Regions from separate parts of the Mus musculus genome. Here region 2 is linked to region 1. A link is a loop called in an ENCODE intact Hi-C map of the cell type or tissue named here. Cell type or tissue: heart. All regions are shown on one strand.

Region 1 (8,000 bases):
AGGCTTTTGAAGACCACATATCTATTTACAGCATATCTAACAGACATTGCTTGTCTCCAGGTACCTACTGCATGTTTAACGGAGGATTATATTTCTATAATAAATCTAGACTAGTATCTAACATGACCATGAGCTTGATTGACTGACTCTTAACTTGCATTACTTAATTATTTTAAATAGTTTGTAATTAAAAGGACCAGGACTAAACCTTGTATTTTTAAATGAGTTGCATAGGCATAATACCTATGTAAGAGCTGAAATTTACATATATTGTAACAAAATTAACATTAAATTTTGAATCAATATTCAAAGATTCATGCTAATAAAAACCTTAAATCTATATTAATATGAAGCATTTGTACCAATGGAACAGAACTAACCTCATTTGAGGATACCAAATAGCTCTACCTTGAAGAGTAGAGGAGGCATTGAGTAGTCAGGGAGGAACCAGTGCCGTGGTTCCAGCTAGGGCATTTCTGCATTGTGCTTCTCCCTGTCTTTATATAGCACATAGAACTCACGAAGTCCTGTGCGAAAGGGAGGGATCAAGGCAGGGACAGCAGCAGCCCCTGGGAGCCCAAGGCACCTTGGAGAGCACTGCTGCCTTGGAACCAGAAGCAACCTAATGTGAAGTGTTTTTAGAAGCAGAAAGTGACTAGCAGTGGGTGTTTGGGTGATCCCAAGAGCCAGGGAGCCTGTCCTGGGTGTCCTGCACAACCAGTCATGGAGGCCAGGAGCCAGCCTCTGCTGAGAGCTGACGTGAGGGAGCTCCTGGGACCAACAGACCAGGGCCACGGCACGTCGGGATGTCTTTAGAAGTATGTTGTCGTTGAGCGTAAGCATAAGGCTTGTGTTGAGTTTGTATCAAGAAGAAGGGCTGTGCTGGTTGGAGGAGTTGTGAGCAAAGGCCCCGCCCCTTTCTTCTTGCTTGTTCCCCTGTCTGGCCTCACTTGTTTAGGCTACTGCTATAGAGCACTGTTGCACTGGGGTACTTAAATGGTGTTCACGTGTGTTTACATGGATGCACACAGATGCTTACATGGATGCTCACTTATATAGTTCTGCAGATTGGAAGTCCAGTGTCCAGGGCTGGTAGGCTCCATATCTAGTGGGGACTTGGTTTCTTATGTATAATAGCACCACGTCCCTGTGTACTCTCCTACAGGAAAAGGGTCTGGAGTCTCTATAGGGGCTAATGGAATTCAGAAGGCTTAGCCTCCTGACTTCATTGTGCCTGAGAGCTCCCATATTCTCCTACTGTCTCCATGGAGTTTAGGGGCTACAGACGTAACCCATAATACAGGTTGGTATATCCCCAAATGCTCTGGCTGCTGCCTGCCTGGCATCTGTTCTCTCAGGGGCTTCTCTGCTTACTTTCTAGAATCTTCTCTTTGCCTCTGACTAGGCCCTCAAGCCTCCTGGTCCTCTTCCTGTCTAATTCAGGTTTAGAAAAGAGAAACTTGAGCATAGACCCTCCTCCACTGCCCAGCTCAGTGGTGGTAGCCTCTCCACCCATAATAGCTGTGGTGCCATATCTGTGTGCTTGCCTCTTTGACTTGCTAAGACCCTTTGGAGCAGAGCCTTCCCTAGACGCCTGGCAGCTGCCTTTGATCTGGTGTTGGAGCCCTCGCCCTCCTGCCCCAGGCTGCTTCTCTCCCCTTCCTTGTTTGTGCAGCTCCAGAGAAGCTGCAGTTAGATCTTTGTAAGAACTGGGGATGGCTTTCCCAAGGATTTGTGGGCCTGGTGTGATATGGAACAGCGTCTTAGTTGTGCTCTTATGGAAACAGAAGCCAGCTATGCTGGAAAACTATGGTGCACAATGTGTGAGATTCAGGCTTGAGGGCTCTGGAGGTGAACTTCATGCCACAGGCCAGCTAGCTCCTCTTGGGTGACTCATTTCCATTAGCCGTGCTGGCACAGAGGAGATTATAGATCCACAAGAGATACTTGGTTTCGATAAGCCGATTTCCTTCCTGTACCCGTTTCCATTCCTCACATGGAATATTTTTAGGATTGCATACTGATTTGATTTACACTTCCTGTGTTTATAATTCTTTTTTGTATGCTCTGCACTTTTTTTTCTTCAGCGTTATCAGATAGGCTGTGGGAGACGTGGAAGCTGACAAGGGTATTTTTCCATCACAGTGTAATTTTTCCTTGCACAGTTCATAGAAGTGACTGCTATGAGGCTGACCTGCTGCCTGTCAGAAATCTGACAGCACTTTTAGTCCATTGTAATCCGACAGAATGGCCACGATCAAAGGACACTCACCCCAGACTGGGTGGCTTGTGAAAGAATTTCTGTTCTCTTGTTCTTGTGGGGCTTGAAGTCTGTATAAGGACAGGGTAATTAGCAGGGCTGGTCTTTCCTGACCTATGTCATAGGTAGGTGGTCTTACCAGAATCATTTCCCTAAGCTCTAACCTCTCTCCCCCCCCCCCCCCCCCGCCCCCTGGCTTTTTCGAGACAGGGTTTCTCTGTATAGCCCTGGCTGTCCTGGAACTCACTTTGTAGACCAGGCTGGCCTCAAACTCAGAAATCCGCCTGCCTCTGCCTCCCAAGTGCTGGGATTAAAGGCGTGTTCCACCACTGCCCAGCCCCAACCTCTTTTTACAAGGATGCCAGCTATAGTTCACCCAAGCCAACCCTGACGGCCTTATTTAAATGCCCTTCATAAAAGTGTCATCTCAAGTAGAGTCACATTCTGTGGTCCTAGAGCTTTTTGATTTGTGGGTATAAAAAGGCATCGGCTAGCCCGCAGTGAGTGTATTCTAGAATGTGTGGTATGATTGACAGTTGGCTGTTGGTGACTGGACACCTTTGCTGGGGTTTCTCACTGGCCATCACTGGTGTTCATGTTCCTAAAGTGGCTGGCATAGGAAGTTAGTAGAGACAAGCTCAGGGCCTGCTCTCGGAGCTTAGACTCACGTGCTCGATTAGCTGAATGGGCAGGCAGGGAGCTAACTGAGTTGACAGACTGGTGTGTGCACAAAGATGAGCTGAAGTCTTGTTATAATAGAATAGACCCTTTTCCCTAGTTAGGTGCAAACGGCAATGGCTTAGCTTTCGACTGTGCTCAGCCCAGAGGGTGCAAGATCAGGAGTCCCAGTCAACTCTCAGATCCTAGTCTGTGGAGCCCGCCTTGTGCCACAGCTCAGAAGCCCCACGCTGCTGGTCCCACTTCGAGAGTTTAGGAAAGAGAAGATGCTGGAACATGCTCTATGCTGGCAGTGCTCCCACGACAGTGAGTGAGCCGAGCTATCACCGATCCTGTGTCCTGGGCTTTGGCAACTCTGGATTTACCCCACATTTCTCCTCTACAACCTTGCCTAGCTCAAAGGAACCTGCGGGCCTCCTTTGCTTCTGCCTGTAACCACCTGGCATGTTGTGCTGTGTGTGCAGTGTACAAGCCCGAAGGCTGCAGGTAGGGAAATGTGTTAGGCTCAGGTATGCTGGTGGTTACATTTCTCACAAGAGATCTGGCAGCCACTGTGACTTGGAAAGGACCCTGCAAGGGACAGAAAATGTGTCTAGATTTACCTCCCAGTGTCTGCCCTGTCACTGGTCCTCTGTGTGAGGAAGCTGCCCTTGGGGTGTAATGGTGGAATGCTGCTTCCAGACCATCTTACTGCTTCTAAAGAGGCACTTTGTCCCCTTAAGCCAATCAGAATCCTCCTTCATTTCAGTGACTGTTACCTTGTGTGCAGACCTGCTGCTCTTTTTCTGCACTGAGACAGGTAGCAGAGATAAAAAGGAGCAGGTTCCGAAGAGGGAATGGCCTAGTAAGTGCCTGGGAAACTCCTGAGAAACAGAGCTCTCTATTATATCTTTTGGCTGGTGACCAGCAGGTGGCGCTGTGACTGGAGACAGCAAAACTGACATTGATATATCTGCCTCTGACCTTTCTTAGTGGACTGCTCCTGTCTTTACAAAGCGCTTTTCACAGAAGGTCAGATTTTGTGATCCTGCTTCAGAGTCCGCTGTGGTCAGGTGCAAGGCCCTTCCCCGGGGAGGTTCCCTGCAGCTTATATAACCTGCTCAGGAATTCACGCTGCTGCAGGCCCGCCAGGAACCTGGCAGAGAGCCTGGGGCTTGAGCCAGCTTGCCCCCTCCCCGTCTCAGCACTTGGTCCAGAGCTTGTAAACATCTTTCCATCTGGCATGCTCCATCTTGCTGCCCTGCCTGGGCAAACCACAGCCACTTGTACTTTGTCTTTATGGTTGCTGGCTTTGTGACCAGTGACTGGGCTTGTGAGTACAGGTGAAACCGCCTTAAGAAGTTGCACAAATAGCACTGGTGTTTGTTGTTTCTAACAGTGGGCACTTGTGTGTGACCAGTGAAAGGTAGGATTGTGTCCCCAAGCTGCCCCAGCATAGGCCCTGGGAATGGATCTCTGTTGTATCTGTGACTGTAATCTTTTGTGATTTTCTGTTTGTTTGTTTGTTTGTTTTTTCTTTGTTATGCTGTGGACTGAGAACTAGGTCAGGTCTTCATCCATGCTGTCATCCGGCACTGTACCTCAGTTGTGTTTTTGTTGCGACCCATATCTGCTCACCCTTTCCTTGCTTTTTGTTCGTGACTTGACAGTGTTAGGACCCCGGAATCACACTCAGCTGGCATGGAGATCATGGCATTATCCGGGATGGACCAAAGTGGGACTTCCATTTCTCTTGGGGATGTTCGAGTGCTCTGTTCTTAGAGAATGTAAGAGGAACTCTGGGTCTCCCTTGTCTGTGCCTAGCACATCAGGAGGAGAGTGGACACTGACTGTCCTTAAGAGCTGACTCACCCAGCTCAGGCACTGTTCTTCCCCAGCCTTCCAAGGGCTGGGACTGCAGCGTGCGCTACACCCTTGGCTTAGGTGCCTGCCTTTACTTAGCTTAAAGACTCAGCTTTTTACCTGGTCCCAGGCTCCATCATCCTAGCATCCAGTTGAAGGTGTAGAGATATCTTTGTGCAAATGTAAGGAAATAAGGTTAGGGCAAGGTTTCCAGACTGTTTACCCAGAGCACAAGTAAAGAAGACCACTCAGACCCTTCCATGGCCCTCGCCACTATCAGCGGGTTTGAGCACCACGATTCCCTTCCTAGAAGCTCACGCTTTTACGTTGATTATTAAATAGTATAACTTGTCCGGTTGTTTACCAGCATGTAGGCATGATTATAGGGCTTGCATGGATACGGACATCTGAAGATGTTCAGCTACCTTATGAAACAGTTAACTGCTTGCATACAACATATGAACATTTCCTACATACTTCAAATAATCTCTAGCTTGCTCATCACACCTGCTAATACAATATAAGCGCCATGTAAATAGTACTCCACAGTGTTTAGGGAATGGCTATGAGAAGAAAGTCTCCATGTGTTCTGAAGTTGATGGAATCTGCAGGTGTGCAGTCTACTGATACGGACAGGCTAGAGTAGATATAATCATGGAGATGTCACAGACAGGTAGATTTGTAAGGCCTCTTAGTACTTAGTAGCTATATATATATATATATATATATATATGCTGTCAAGTAAAGCTGCTGTCCACCTTACAGCGAAGAACGAAAGGTTCCAAGAGGATGAATGCCTCTGGGTAGCGAGTGCTTCTGGTGAGTTGGGGGTCAGTGCAGACGCTCCTTAGGTGGGCTCTATGACAGTCGTCATTCAACACAGTGCTTACCACAAAACTGTGACCATCACATTGACTTGTTTCAAATGACAGTATTCCAGAATCTGACAGCAGAGGATCAGGGTATTTTTAGATACATTCAGTAGAGACGCAAGAAAGTAAGTACATGTTACAGCCAGAGAACCAGAGTGGTTTCAGATTGCCCAGCGATCTTCATGAAATGCTTTCTATCTTTACGAAAGGCCTCTGGGGCCCCTTGTTAAGGCTGTGAGGTCCTTTCTACTCAGCAAGCACAACAGTTCTGATCTTTGACCACTGTGGCTACAAAGATTAAAATTGATACTGATACTCAGTGGTTCATTATTGGACCTTCATGTAGGTGACAGAGGTCACCAGATCAGGGTCTTAGCTAAAAGGACTCTTCTCAAAGTCTGACCTGTTGTATTAATAAGCCTGTTAGGGAGTCCTGAGAGAGGGTAGTGTGGTGTGATTTGTGTGTGTGTGTGTGTGTGTGTGTGTGTGTGTGTGTATGTGTGTTTAACATTGTCAGAATACCCACAGGAGAGGTCACAGAAAAACAGCACAGCATTGCTCAGCAACAGATCATTCTTGTTGACAATCCTAAGAGTGTTTGAGACCTTGTGATATGACAGATAAAGAATTTGCAAGCAGGAGATCACACCAGGCCCAAGGTAGCTGGGAGCTGCCCAACCTGTGGATACCCATCCTTTTCCTCCCACGCCTGGGTTGGACAGAGTTGGGATGCCTGGGTTGTGAGTCAAAAGTGTTTGTGTGTAGCTGAGGGACAGCCAGAGTAGGTGTACTCGGAGTACGTAGCCCCGGGAAGGATCTGGGGAAGAGGACAGGAGAAGAATACTAGTAACTTGAGTGGGTGGAAGGCGAGTCGAGACCATTGAGAACAGAAGAGACTGCGGCTGTGTTACATACCCCTGTGCCTGTGCCTAGGATCTCCCGATGCCCTGTATTCACCTAGTCAGGTCCACAGGCCACTCCCTCCTGGCCGTCCTTCCTCACTGTCATGCATGTGCTTGAGTGGACCCAGCTAGATCTATGTCCCCAGCTTGCCCTAATTTCCTGAGACCTTGCTCTTCAAATATTTATTCTCTTAAGTGTGTATACAATTTGGGAGCAAGTCTGGATTGAAAGGGACTTCACTTTTCCCTCTCTTCTCCCCACCCTGACCCTTGTAACTTCTCCAAGGCAGCCAGAGGAGAACAGGACAGGATCAGCTGACACAGGGCCTTAGTGGAGGGCAGTGTGGCATCAGTCTTGGCTGAGAGGACTAAACCTTTGAAGGGTAGTTGGTGTGAGGCATGAAGGCTCAGAAGAACATTTCGGAAGGATTCTTTAATTCCAAGGACCATTTTGGATTTGAAGGATTCCACACCAGAGACCTGGGCCAGCCTGCCGTTTGTTGTTGGGAAGCCAGCATGGCTCTTGGGTCTTCTTCATTCTTGATTGTGGATAGACAACTGCAAATTTTCTGTGCCAGGACCACTAGAGATGGGATCTGTGTCTTCATCCTCGCAGAGGATGCTTGGGAGAAGCCTTTGCTTGTTTGTCAGCAGGAGCATCCCTTGCAGGCTGTTTCCTGGTAGATAGCACAATGTCAACAAGTTTTGGGTCTGCCCAAGGGCTGTGGTGCCCACCCAGCCTTCCTGCCTCGGCTTCTTGGCCTTTGATTTTCTGGAGTTTCCGTGGGATAGTTTCTCTGGTGAGAGGATGATTGAGTTGTCCCCTGGACATGTTCTTGCCTGGTTGGTGGGTACTGAGGTTTGATACCCTGCTTCTTGTTTGCATTTGTGAAGTATGATGTTTTCAAGCCATCCTTTACCAGGAAGAGTGCCTAGCGCAGTTTCCGGTGACATGGTAAGCCACTGTGGGCACTGTATAGTCTCAATGCTGAGTTCAACTCAGTCTGCCTTGGACCCCTGGAGACTCTGGCAAGGCACTGCTGGCTTATGGCTCTTCCTCTGCCAACTGAGTGAGGTCCTTTTCATAGCACGTCTTCTCCCCACTGGTGTGGAGAAGCCTTTGTTAGCAATATAAGACAGGGCACACCAGGCACTCACTCTGGCCATGGTCCTACAGTTGCTGTATCCTGCTTGTCAACATAGCCATGCAGGGTTCTAATGTGATTCTAATACTTCCTCTAAAATATCACCTCTAGGACCTTGGACACCTGGGAAAGGGACCAGCATCTCTTGTCTCTCTGTCTGGGCCTCTGTGAACCCCCTCCTCCATTTCCCTACCCCCTCACATTCTAGGCTATACTCAGCAAGCAGGATGACAGCAATAACCAGCGTCTCCATGGTGTGAGAGCCAAGAGGTGTTAAGTGGCAACATGGAGATTTGAGATG
Region 2 (8,000 bases), 80 kb after region 1:
GCCATCCTAACTCTTGTGTGAAATCTGTCTGAAAGCTTCCTGGAGCAAACATGGTACACGGTGTACTGAGGTTGTAAGATGTGGTTGCAAGTGGGCCAGCCTCAGGCACAGGTGGCTGACCTGCTTCAGGAATGTGCTTGCCTTGCAAGGCTAGGAAGTGTGGTTGGGAGGCACCTGGGACTCAGGCAGAGCACAGCTCCCAAACCTGGGGGTGCTGACAGGGCTTCTGTGAGGGAGTGGGAGAGTAAGTGACATCACATAGAACGTCTAGGATTCCCGCCTAAGAAGCTCAACAGAACCTTACTGCGGGGACGTATGGCCTTTATCATGAAGCACTCACTCAGACCTGGCTGCTGAGGACTACCAGGTCTGACTTAGGAACATCAGTTAGTGACATATCAGGAAAAGACTTCTAATGTCTGGGAATGTATCCTTCCTTGGGCAGCCTTCAGACTAAGTCTGAGAATAAACGAACAAAATAGAGGCTATGTGAATAGCAGATGTCAGAAAACCCAGCATGGTGGTCTCCACTGGCTGAAATACAGTCTCGACTCTGTGTGTATACCTAGGCCTGGGTTTGACATTTGTATTTCCCAGTCCAACGATAGATTTGAGCGAAGAGTTTACCAAATGAGTGAAGAGCCAGTTAGTCACTGAGCCACCTCCAGTCAATTTGAGATGAGACAGCTGTGGTCATTCTAGACTCTGTGTTCCAAAACACCCTTGGCAGCAGGATCTTCACGGGGCCATTTTCCACAAGTAGAATCCAGACCTTCAGTGGGTTTTCTCATTAGGCTGGAAGCCCCACACCTTCTCTTCCCACAGAGGAAGTGTCATATTTTGTTCCCTCTGTTTTATGTGTCAGACTTTCATGGAATCCCTGCAGGTTTGACTGCCCCTAGGAAATGCTAACATGTACTGCCGCTAATGTGTGGTGTTGATCAGCATCATTGGAGCCTAATGCAGCTCAGGATCTCTCATCATAAATGGCCCCAAACAGATATGGCGACGGTTTCTGATTATTTTCAGATTTCAAAATATTTGTACACTAATAATGAGGTATCTTGGGAATGAGGCTTAAGTCTTTTTTAAAAATTATTTCTTTATTATTTTATTTGTGTGATATTTTTCCTTGTATATCTGACTGCATAAATTTGTACATGTCTAGTATGCATGGAGGCCTGAAGAGGGTGTCAGATACCCTGAAAATGGAGTTACAGACAGTTGTGAGCTGTCATGTGGCTGCTGGGAATACAACCTGGGAGACCCAAGTCCTAAGATTAAATTCATTTACATCTCCTATAGAATTCATATACATTCCATATATTTTGAAAGTAATGTTATGCAATATTTTCCATTATTTCGTTCATGAAACAAAGTTTCGTGGTGTGGAATCTTCCATTTATGGCCTCATACTGGGGCTCAAAATTTGCCAGGTTTTATTCAGCTTATACAGACTAGAGTCTGGCAACCTCTCCCGAATCGCAAATTTAGTAGGTCTTGCTTTATATCAATTATACTGAGAGGCTAGGTCTCAGAGTGCTAAAGACAGCAATTAAGGAGAGAGATGCAGTACACAGGGTGTCTACTGACTTTAGCAGCTTGGGGCAGTGACTTCTTTTCTCCTGGTTCAGTTTGTACTTTTCCATTCAGTTGCTTCTTCTCTTTCGGTTCAGCAGCTGGCTTGAACACAAGTGTCCTGTTTACTAGCAGTTTGGTAGAATGCTGCCCCTACATAGCAGACTGCTTGTTGCTGCAGGCGTTTCTGTACCCAGCTGGCGGTTCCACCTCACCCAGAGGGCTGGCATCCTTCCAGCTCTGTACTGAAGTCTTTTCTGCCGGAGCCTCGGTGGCCTTTCCTCTCTTGGAGGAATGCAGCTGGTGCTCCAAGGCCAGGGTCTTTCTAAGCTGCCAGTTCATCCCGTCTCTGGGAGTTTCTGGAGTTCCGCCTGAGGGTGTCTGTCTCTCAGGGACTCTTAAGTCTTACTATCCACCTGCCTTGTGGCCCCGCCCACTGACCATCCCAGGAGTGGTTCTGGGAGTGGCCCAGTAGTGCAGTGGTTTAATCCTAGTTAGAGGGAGCCTTCTTAAGTGTAGCCCTTAGATTTGATATCTGCAGGAGGCAGATATAAAAGCTTGTCTGTCTGTCTGTCTGTCTGTCTTCTATATAGTTCTCTCTCTTTTTTCTCTACCCTCGATCCCTACTTTGATTCTCTTACATTTTAAATTTAAAACAATAAATTTTTATTCTTCCCGCAGCTGGAGATTTGTCCAATGAACTTGTCCGGCATTTCCTGATTGAGTGTACCCCAAAGGGAGTGCGGTTGAAAGGGTGCTCAAATGAACCATATTTTGGTGAGTTACTTGAGAAGCTCTTTTGAATTTCTAGAGCATAGATTCCCTCCTTCAGGTGGCTTGAGATTCGAGGGACTCTGTACCACAATGGGTTTCTCTCCTTTCAGCCCCAGGGTGTCAGGCTGCCACGTGAGGTCTTTAAGATAAGCTGAAGGGGCAGTTGTTCTTTAGAAGCCTTGTCAAAAACCAAATAAACGGAAGGGATCCTCCGAGAGCTAGAATAAGACAAGGTGAAGGTCAGCAGCTGGGTCCCAGCAGGGTTGGAGCGCAGTGTGTCCCCATGCCTCAGGCACAAGGAGGAGGAGCACAGTGCTGCCACCAGAGCTCCCCCTTCTTTGTGAATTGAGAGCCTTCTGGATAGACCGGGGCAGCCTTGTTTCCTACTCGTAAGAAGCGCCCCGGCACTTCGCACTTATAAAGGCCATATGCTTGGCATACACTACAGGTCCCTCCATCACCCTCTTCATTGGCTTGGGCCTTGTCATTCTTGGAGCTTTGAGTCACATCCCACAGTGGTATAAAGGCATGCGTTTTTGGAATTTTGGTCTCAACTGATTCTTTGGTTAAGCACAGAGCAAGTGAAGAGATTGGTGACATTCATTTACTCTTATCCACTTTATAGGGAGCCTGACGGCTTTGGTGTGCCAGCATTCCATTACGCCCTTGGCTTTACCCTGCAAGCTGCTCATTCCGGAGAGAGGTATGTGGAGGAGTTCTCAGTGCTATCTGGCTGCGTGTACGATCTTCTGTACCGCTGATAGCATGCTGTACCCAGGACCCACCTTACAAAATAAACTAAGGTTCTTTTTTTATGACATATACTCTTAAACCCCAAAGAAAACTAGTGGCCACCTGAATTGAGAAAGAAGAATGCCCTGCTGCTGATAATAGCTTTCAGACATTGCCCATCGTGGCCTGTATGGAAGGTGTCCAGAAAACAAAGACTGCTCAGCTTAAAGATGTAAAACACTTGGGGTCTGGAGAGATGGTTCAGTGGTTAAAAGCACTGACTGCTTTCCCAGAGGTCCTGAGTTCAATTCCCAGCACTTACATTAGGCAGCTTACGACCATGTAAAACTGTAGTTGTAGAAGATCTAGTCTCCTTGGGCACCAGACATGTAAAACGTGTACATACATAAGTAGTTATTTTATATACAAACATGTGTGTGTATGAAAAAATATATTTTCTCAGACTAATTTTAAGGTCACTTGCATTATAGATTCACAGTCCTACAAAATGAGAATGATGTTGCTATGGTTAAATTTAGGTCATGAATGAACAAGTCTCTCTACTTTTATATTTGTTAGAAAATACCCACAATAATTTTTTTAAAAATTAATATCCAGGGTGTATAGGGGCCTTACTGTGTGTCCCAGCTTTCCTGTAGGTAAATGTTATTTTATTTATCTTTTAAATTTTGATCACTTATGTAAATGAATTCAGAGACTTGGAACATGTTTTAGGGGCATACCACCTCCATCTGTGTTCAGAATGGGTTACAGTCTCTGTGGGCTGCATGATTGCCTCGCAAGAGAAAGCTCTGTCACCGTCTGGGAATTCTGTCATCAGATTTTCTTTGCCATGTGGACTACTGTGTCAGGAGCTCATGTCTCGTCTCACTCCTTCCTGCAGATCCACTGGAGGAAATAGCAGAAAACTCTCCCCAGACAGCAGCCAACTCTGCAGCCGAGCTGCTGAAGCAGGGAGCAGGTCAGTGGCCGCAGCTTTGGTTTTGTATCTCTGCATCTCCGAGTCACTGGGCGGAACCGAACTCCATGATAGAACTTCCCTTTGGACAGTCATTTCCTGCTTTTCTGGGGACTGTGAAGGAAGTTTCCTTTTATAGCTGCTTGGCACAGCTGGGTGGGGTGCAGCTGTGAGGAGGCATGGCCAGGGCATCAGAGGCTCGGACTCAAACAAGACCAGATTCAGTGGAATAAATAAATGTTAAGGCCCATATTTAGTGTGGGGGGAGGGGTGCGGGAAGGCAGGATGTGGTGACCTGCCTCGCCAGCTGAAAATGTAGAACTGTTCTGGAGCTGTGACTCAACAGTCCCTCAGCCTGAGTCAACTGCTGGACCCACTCTGCCATCTGTGCTGAGACACACCACACTGGGAGACCAGGCCACTTGGGTGAAATCTTTGTAAATAGATTGTACTTCCTAAATCCACTATGGGAAAGTATAGAAGGCAGAGAGATTCCATGTCAATGCTGGCTCTCCATTCACAGTATCCCACACCATAGTGTTACAGCTGATGAGTTGTCTAGTATCTTTGCATTATTAAGTGAAGTCTGTAGTGTATGTAGAGCTCACTCTTTTTATTTAAAAATTATAATGGCTTGAACATTTACATCATCTCTCCCCCACTCCCCCCCCACCCCCACTCCCCACTCCCTGTCATATTCACAGCCCGAATTCTGTATTATACATGCGCATACACACGAGTCTACTGAGTCCATTTAGTGTTTAGCTCATATGTACGTGTGTTTAGGGCTGACCATGTGGGGTTTAATAACTTATCAGGGCACTCACCCATGAAGAAAACTGAGTCTCTCTCTGTCAGCAGCCACTGGTTGCCTCTAGTGCTAAATTTTACAAGGCTCCGCCCAGAAATACAGTGTTCTCTCTCGGTGGCAATGGGCTTGAGAAATATTGGCATTCATTCATGAGTATAATGTCACATGAAGTATTTTCTTCATCTTAAAACTTACCTCTGATCTCCTTACTCACTCCTCCCTCATAGTCAAGATACTCACTGTCACTGATCTTTTTATGGTCGCCATACTGTCAGTTTTCCCAGAATGCTTTATGCTGTAAACACAAGCTATGTAGCATTTCAGGTTGGTTTCTTTCTCTCGGTATAGCCATTCAGCTTCTTCTATGGCTTTCCAGAGATCGGTCGCTTCCTTCCTTGTGTATAGTGCAGGAGATTATATGTGTGTTTGTACAGATCTGTATGCATATACATATGGGTCCCTGAACATGTGTGTGCACATGTGTTCAGAGGCAGAAGTCCATGTTGTATATTTCCTCAAATTTCCCTACACATTATTTTTTATAGCCGTCATTCACCGTACCTGTAGCTCATTGATGTGGCTAGGCTGGCTGGCCAGTGAGCTCTGAGGATCCACTTGCTCTGCCTTCCCAGTCCTGCGATGGTAGCAGTACATCACTGCATTCCACTTGCTGGGGACCTGAACTCTAATCCTCAGGGTCATAGCTTTCACTACAAACCTTTTGCCAACCGAAATATCTCCCCAGCCCTTGGTGAAGCAAAGCTTATTTATGCACACAGCCACTGAAGAATATCTGGGTTGCTTCTAAGTTTTGGCAAGTATGTATAAAGCTTCTAAAAATATCCAAACGCAAGTTTTCAGTTAATACATGTTTCCAACTCCTTTGATTAAATACGAAGGAGCCTGATAGTTAGGTCAGGTGGCACGACTAGTTAGCTTTGAATGAAACCACAGAACTTTTTTGCAAAGTGGCTGTACCATTTTGTATTCCCACCAGCAATGGAGAAGCATCCCCTTGCTCCACATCCTTACTTACATACCTCAGGTGGTGTCACCCTGAAGGATGTTCTCATTCTAACTGATGGATACTGTGTGCCATCTTACTGTTACCTCCCTTGTGACGTACTCTCCAGATAGAATGTCATGGTAAAGAAATATTCTTAATTCCTCTGGATAGTTTCTATTGTTCTAATGTAGGTCTGCTCCGTAAATCTAAGCACATCAATGTGACCATTATAAAATGAAAGAAGACACCCTCATTTATCGTGTGGATGTTCTAGGTTCCAAAAAGATGAGTTTGCCATAGCCACAACAGAGGTCACAGGGACTTGCCCCAGGCTAGAAGTATGTCCCTGTGATATTCTTGTCTTCCAGCCTGGCAGCCATACATCCATCCACATCTGATGTATGTGTAGCTAGACAGACCTCGGGTTTATGTTGTTCAATATGCACAGTGGTCTCCCTCTCAAGAGAGGTAGAGAACAAACGAAGAGACTCTGAGAAAGGCCTTGGGAACAGTTTTCCTGAGCGGAGACCACAGCCTTTCCCTGCATGGCCCACCCTTCAGTTTCTCTTCTGATCTCTTGTGAGCCTGAGCAGACTGTCCCTGGGAGACAGTGAGTTCCACAAAAGAGAGAAACTCAGAGCCCCCAACTTTGTTTTAGATATTCATTCCCTGGTGTCTTCCTAGGTTGACACCCCCTGTTAAACCATCAGTGTGGCCCTGGGCTGATTCGATTGTTTGGTTCTACCTCTTAAAAATGTACTTGAAAAAATTTAAAAACCTGTAATAATGATTGATTTTTAAACCACAACTATGTATCAACGAGAAAGAAAGAAAGAAAGAAAGAAAGAAAGAAAGAAAGAAAGAAAGAAAGAAAGAAAGAAAAGAAAGAAAGAAAGGAAGGAAGGAAGGAAGGAAGGAAGAAAGGAAGGGGGAAGAGAGAGAGAGAGACAGAAAGAAAGAAAGAAAGAAAGAAAGAAAGAAAGAAAGAAAGAAAGAAAGAAAGAAAGAAAGAAAGAAAGAAAGAAAGGGGGGAGGGAGAGAGAGAGAGAGAGAGAGAGAGAGAGAGAGAGAGAGAGAGAGAGAGAAAGCAAGCCATGAAGAAATAGGACCATGGTGACATGCCTGTCTCCATGTGGATTTTACTTGTGGGGCCCAGTGGTCTCATTCCACTCCATGGATGGAGCTGGCTGTTGGTCAGAGCCAATGGGCATTTTGCCTATACCACCATCTGCATCTGTGTTAGCAACAAAGCTCTGTTTCTTAGTCCCACACGACTGGTGCCATAACCAATGTGCCTCTGCCGTCATCTCTTGGGTTTAATATCTCTCATCATAAGCAATTTTTTTATAGTTCTCAATTCCTTAACTAGCATTCTTCCAGTAAATGTTACACTCAATCATTGTCCATGTTTCTTATCCATTTCAACACAGTATTTTTAATATGATGTTCTATTGATTTTTTGAGAAGCTCATATATTTTGATCATATCTACCCCAACTCCTCCCAGATCCTCTTTCCATAAGTCCTCATCCACCTCATGTTCTCTCTTTTTTGTTTAATAACTTACTGAGTCCAGTGGTTCTGCCTCTGTATGGATGGCTGTGGGGACATCCACTGAAGCATTGTCAGACCATGAACGGCACCTCCTAAAGAAAACTGGGTCTCATTTTCTTTACCAGAAATCAGCTGTAGCTGAGCTAGGCTAGGGCTCGGGGCTTGGGTGGCGCTTCCAACTATGTTGGAATGTTGAATGGCTCGATCTTCTGTTGCTGTGAGTTCATGAGCGCAGTAGTCATGCTGTATCAAGACATTGTTTTGACCCAGTTCTGACCCCTGGCTCTTACAGTCCATTCACCCCCTCTTCCATAATGTTCCCTGAATCTTCTGTGGAGGGTTATATTATAGATATTCTGTGTATGGCTACAGCTTACCACTTTAAAATACATTGTCCCACCTTTTAAAATAACATTTTTTTTTAATGGGTGGGTTTTCCTACTGGTAAAACTTCATGTCAAGCTTTAAAGTCTGTTTTAATTATCTGTCTTAGGCATTGAGCTATGAGCCTTGATTTAAGGCTGCTTTCAGATTCTTTTCTTTAATCCATAACACACCAGGAGTGTG

The links. Hi-C counts contacts between places; a loop is a spot of excess contacts. Peaks named below come from ENCODE experiments on the same cell type or tissue, not always from the same donor. Only the 100,000 strongest peaks of a DNase experiment are listed, where the experiment ranks them.
Region 2: it touches region 1 in a loop (2.8-fold over the local background); 9 of 42 quality-filtered maps call a loop at or near these places.

Annotation. Positions count from the first base shown.
Region 1 is chr11:8,519,869-8,527,868 of GRCm38, reverse strand. All of the region lies in intron 13 of Tns3 (tensin 3), which reads left to right. Among named protein-coding and RNA genes, the nearest start is that of Tns3, 140 kb to the left of the region's middle. In heart, a CTCF peak has its summit at 3,845 (motif pointing right); a DNase peak (open chromatin) is centred at 4,048; H3K27ac peaks cover 2,216 bases.
Region 2 is chr11:8,440,001-8,448,000 of GRCm38, reverse strand. It overlaps Tns3 (tensin 3), which reads left to right. Exons shown (of 31, transcript NM_001083587.1): 25 at 2,260-2,355; 26 at 2,978-3,055; 27 at 3,989-4,066. Among named protein-coding and RNA genes, the nearest start is that of Tns3, 220 kb to the left of the region's middle. In heart, no CTCF peak of the experiment used is centred here; DNase peaks (open chromatin) are centred at 1,800 and 4,150; H3K27ac peaks cover 358 bases.